2 separate regions of the Homo sapiens genome follow, and region 1 is linked to region 2. A link is a contact called in ENCODE Hi-C data. All regions are on one chromosome and are shown on one strand. Each heading gives the region's core, a stretch centred on a gene start or an enhancer-like site at or near the end of the contact. The rest is flanking DNA. Distances are from core to core; before and after follow the strand shown. Region 1 holds the start of LINC02493 (long intergenic non-protein coding RNA 2493). Region 2 holds the start of LDB2 (LIM domain binding 2).

Region 1 (2,700 bases), core at 97-2,596, 290 kb before region 2:
ACGCAAACTTTGTCATTGAAACTAAAAATGACCAGAGAGTGGTGAGAGTTGTTGCCTTGGCAACGCTGACAAAAGTACAGTCAGAGAAGGATTTACCTCCAGCTAGGCTGGGTAGGAATTTTCTGCAGCTAGGCTGTAGGTAAATTACTGTTTGGTGTACTTTGGGCCAGCAAGTTAACACCATAGAAAAGTCTAGCTTGGCATTTCCTGACTTGGAAGTGCTTTAATTTGCTCCTCTCGGCGAAGTGTCCCCATGGGCTTTGCTCTGGGTTGGCCCTTTGTGAGGCAAATGTGTGATTCGATGGGCTTTGACAGGCCTGCCAGGCCAAAAAAATATCTTGCCAGGCCCAACATTCCCACTCTGAGCTTTTTCTGTTGGTTAACACATTATTTCCAGAAAGCTCTGTCAAAATGTAGAAGCGTTACCGGAGAATTACAGCACAAGAAGCAAACAGCAGAGAAAAATGCAGGTAGTGTCAAAGAGAGAACACTAGATCGCCAGGCAGAGGTCTGGGTTCTACCCATAAAATAACCATAGCACAGTCCTCTGATCTTGGGCAAGTCTATTATTATGATTACTATTTGAATATTGGTTTCACTGTATATATTGATATAATATTTGTTCTCTACTGGGCAGCTATGAGGGTCAAATGATATAGTAAAGGTGTTTTGTAAACTGTAAAGTACTATGCAAAATATAAGAGGCTATTATTTTAAATGTGTCTAGGACTGAGGCAGAGGATATAATATTTTGATTGGGGTGAGGAAGGAACACACAGTGACTACAGCATGGGAAAAAAGGTTGTGGCAGAAGATGAGAAGAGTGGGGTGGGCTTCCATGAGGACATGGCATGCTTTTTGAGTCTTGTCTTCATGATACCCTAAGCCACTCTCTGTCTATCTCAGCCATCCTGAATTACTTGCCATCTACTCAACAGATCATGTTGTTTCATGTTTGCATTTTACAAAAACTGTTCTCTCTGCCTGGGTTTCCCTGCTCCATCTGGTCCACCTAAGTAACTATGTCTTCTTTAAAGATCCATCTAGATAGGTTAGATGCTTCACCACAGAAATACCCAATACCTTTATGTTATTTGTTTCATCACATGGCAATTATGTGTACATATTTGCCTTTTCCACTTAGATGGTGTTATGGAATGAATTGTGTCCCCACCATGCTCCCAAACCCCTAAATTCATACGTTGAAGCCCTAATCCTCAATGGAATTATGTTTGGAGACACAGCCTTTAAGGTGGTAATTAAGGTTAAATGAGGTCATAAGGGTAGAACCCTAATCCAATAGAACTAATGTCCTTATAAGGAGGGGAAGAGAACTGGAGTTTGAGTGCACAAAAAAGGCCATATAGGGGCCCAGGGAGAAGGCAGCCATCTACAACTCAAGACCTCATCAGACACTAACTCTTCTGGCACTGTTATCTTAGACTTCTGACTTTCAGAAGTGTGAAAAGATAAATTTCTGTCGTTTAGGTTACCAAGTTTGTGGCATTTTGTGATGGCAGCCTGAGGAGACTATTAGGTAGACATTTTGATGGTAAGCATCTTAAGGGCAAAGACTGAATATTACCCATTTTTGTACAAGCAGGGACTGGAAAATAGTAGATAGTAAGCATATAATTCTCGAATGAATGAATAAATTAATAATGTAGCACACTGGTCAGGCATGGTGGCTCATGCCTATAATCCTAGCACTTGGGGAGGCCGAGGTGGGTGGATCGCGAGGTCAGGAGTTCGAGAGCAGCCTGGCCAATGTGGTGAAACCCTGTCTCTACTAAAAATACAAAACTTAGCTGGGTGTGGCGGCAGGCGCCTGTAATCCCAGCTACTCAGGAGGCTGAGGCAGGAGAATCGCTTGAACCCAGGAGGCAGAGGTTGCAGTGAGCCGAGATTGCGGCATTGCACTCTAGCCTGGGCAACAGGGCGAGACTCCATCTCAAAAAATAAATAAATAATAATGTAGTGCACCTGGGCTCAGTTGGTGAATCAGGTGAGGCCAGAACCGGACTAGCTGTTTACTCTGGGGCAGTGACTGTGACTATGGAGGCCTGGAGAATGAACAGTAGCAGGAACTTAGTGTGGTCATAGAGCAAGTCAGGGCAGGCAGATGTAAAACCAGGAGAGTCCCACTGCAGGTCACAGGCAGATGTCCAGGCTGGCCCTGGAGTAGATGTCAGAGAAGTTTAGTATCAGAGGAGCCTGGGGATGTGGGTAATAATTGCCTAAAACCCTCTAAAGTACTCCATTATATACAGGATAAAGGCGAAGATTTTAACTCTGTCAATATGGTACTCTATGACATGGCCACAACCCACTCTCTCTGCCTACAGTCGCCCTGTAGGTTGCACAGTAGGTATTTGTTTGTCTGTTACAGGATTATGTCTTCTTCAGTTTTGTTTTTACCCAGTACCCACAAGAAGGCCTGCTATATTGTAGGTGCTCAATAAATGTTTGCCTAATGAATAGGATAAAGTCTAAGTAGGTTCTATTCTGAGTGTTTCTTAGTCACTTAAAAATCCTCTTTATAGGCAAGTGTCATAGAGCTGGTCACCAGGATTTTTAAGTGACTGAGAAACACTCAGAATAGAACTTTTTTGTAGGGTCTTACATTACTTTCATAGGGCTGCAGTATCACCAGAAACTTGGTGGCTAAAAACAACAGTAATTTTTTTCTCGTAAGTCCTT
Region 2 (2,700 bases), core at 57-2,556:
TTCATTATGCTTTTTGGTGGTCCTTTGCTTTATTTCCTTAATACCACTGACCTACCTAGGTGTTAGCTCAATACATTTAAATTTTGTGTGGCTGGGCTTTGTTTAAGTGTCGTATCTCTGGTTATAGTGGGTTCTAGCAGAATTTGATTATTTTATAGATTGTTTAATTCTCTATAGAGATTTTCCCCTTCCATGGGCTGTTGGGATTTCTTATGGTTATCATATACCACAGTTGGGAAAATATTTGTTTACTTGACCAATCTTGGAAAATACAGACTTTGTCTCCATAAGAGTTGGACATGTTATCTGGGGATGATCCATTCAATTATTTGCAATTTCCTTCTCAACCAAATTTTCCGTGGTCATTTTTGTGGCAGTTTTCTCCTTCTTTGCTTTTCCTGTCTTATTGGGAGGTCTGTTTGGGTTTTTTGTTTGTTTGTTTGTTTGTTTTTCCTTCCTGGGAAAAAAGACCATTGCTCTCCTTAAGTGTATTTTATACCTTCCACATTCAGAACGACTGTTTTTACCTGAAAATGCCCAGGCACCTTAAGGGCCTGAATGAAGTCTTTGGAGAAGAGGGAGGTGGCTGGGAAGAGGGGTGAGTGGGGAGAGATGGGAGTGAGATGGAGTGGAGGGCAAAGAATATAACAGCCCTTGGAACAACAGCAAGTAAAGCAAAACTACATAGGGAGATTAGTGCTGAAATAAATCTCTGCATGTGAGTGAATCACCGGTCCCAATTCGGGGCACCACAGTGCCCGTGTTTCTGTATTTTGTAGTAATCAACATTTCTGATACATTACAACAGTGTGGTTGTCAGGGGTGAGCGGCTCATGTAGCGGTTAGACCACCTCTATGCTAACAAGCTTAGCAATCAGGTTGTGAAGGGTCCTGGCTGGAGGAAAAAAATTAAAACCAAACCTTAGACCTCTTGTCAGACTGTGAGGAGAATTATATTTGTGAACTAGTCTACAATGTGGACAGGAAATGACCTCTCCACAAACTGCTTCTTTAAAAACAAGCAGTGGTGCCTAAAGCTATCCAGCTCCTCTCTCTCTCTCTCTCTCTCTCTCTCTCTCTCTCTCTCTCTCTCTCTCTCTCTCTCTCTCTCTCCCCCTCCCTCCCTCCCTCCTCCCTCCCTCCCTCCCTCCCTTCTTCCCTCCCTTCCTCCATACCAACCTCCCTCCCTCTCTGGAGCTCCTGCTCTCTCCCTCTCCCTCCTCTCCCGTGCTCCCTCCCTCCCTCCCTCTTTCCCTCCCTCCTCTCCTCTCCCTCTCCTCTCCTGCTATAGAGGGCTCCGACAGCAGTTCCCAGCCAGCGTGTTCAGCCTGCCTGCCTGCCTGCCTCTGTGTGTGTGTGAGCGTGTGTGCGTGCGTCTACTTTGTACTGGGAAGAACACAGCCCATGTGCTCTGCATGGACGTTACTGATACTCTGTTTAGCTTGATTTTCGAAAAGCAGGCAAGATGTCCAGCACACCACATGACCCCTTCTATTCTTCTCCTTTCGGCCCATTTTATAGGAGGCATACACCATACATGGTACAGCCAGAGTACCGAATCTATGAGATGAACAAGAGACTGCAGTCTCGCACAGAGGTAAGTACTTCAACCTTGGGGATGTGTTTGTGTATTTTTGTTAAGCTATGCATGAGCTTTTCCTAGGGTTTCTGGCTGAATTCTATGGGAAGTGTCCCACTTGATACTACCACGTACGTGGAAATGAGCGCCAGGATGAATCCACGAGTTTGGACGCTGGGTTTCCAGGCACAGCAACTCTTGTAGCAGAGGACAGTTTCTGCCGGAATCTTGAGACAACCCAGCACTTGATTCACATGCCGGGTTTCCAGAAATGTTGCTCTTCCAGAACTCTGGTGTTTTACAGGCTCTGAGTCAGTCCTGTTGGTGTTTCTTGAGATATAATTCCAAGGAATTTTGTGATTGTTTGCATCTGGCTATATATATATATACATATGTGTATATATATATATATATATATATATATACATATGTGTATATATATATATATATATATATATATATATATATATATATATTTTCTTTTTTACAAATCCTAGAGGAAGTCTGCTTTGACCTGTATTTACTTTTCAGAGTCACCAAAATCGAGGTAAAAAGGGGCAGAAGAGTAAACCTGCCTACTTCTCAGAACTAGCCCTGGAGGGACACATGTTTGTATATTTCAGTGTTAAAATCAGAAACCAGTTGCTTGGGGCAAGGGGACTCTAGACTTTCTCCTATTGCTGTCGGCCGTGCCCCCCTATCACTCTACCTTAGGACAGGAGCTGGTTCAGCTTTCAAGTCAGCTCTAGTTTTTGCATATTTGAGATCTTGTGCCTGAGAGAGGGAGACTCAGCCTCCTAGGCAGCCAGCAACTCTGGGAGCAGAGAGAACAGGACTTTCAGAACTTTTTAAATGCAAAACTCCAGACTCGCCTCCTGCAATTTAAATATTTTATGTCAGTTGACTTTTTCTCTGTGCTAGCTCAGCTGGCAGGTCTTGCTGCTGGATTGTCCATCTGCCTGTAAGTTGGGGCTTTGTGTGGAAGTGTTCGGAAAAGGAGTTTGTTATAGGTGCACCAAAGTCACTTTAGGAAGTGGAAATTGCTAGGAATTTAGTCTTCTCTGCAGAGTATAAATACCACAAGATTTATGCCAAAGAGCTTTTAGGGAATAGCTCTGGTG

What was found. Hi-C counts contacts between places; a loop is a spot of excess contacts on that map. Pooled maps may share reads with other maps.
Region 1: a loop to region 2 is called in a pooled map, with 2.0 times the contacts of the local background. The contact joins the promoter of LINC02493 here to the promoter of LDB2 in region 2. A Hi-C loop is called at or near these places in 1 of 50 pooled maps.

What each region holds. Positions count from the first base shown.
Region 1 is chr4:17,184,703-17,187,402 of GRCh38, reverse strand. It overlaps LINC02493 (long intergenic non-protein coding RNA 2493), which reads left to right and starts at 1,346. Exons shown (of 6, transcript NR_125919.1): 1 at 1,346-1,552.
Region 2 is chr4:16,897,251-16,899,950 of GRCh38, reverse strand. LDB2 (LIM domain binding 2) reads left to right here and starts at 1,306. Exons shown (of 8, transcript NM_001290.5): 1 at 1,306-1,597. The coding sequence starts at 1,466.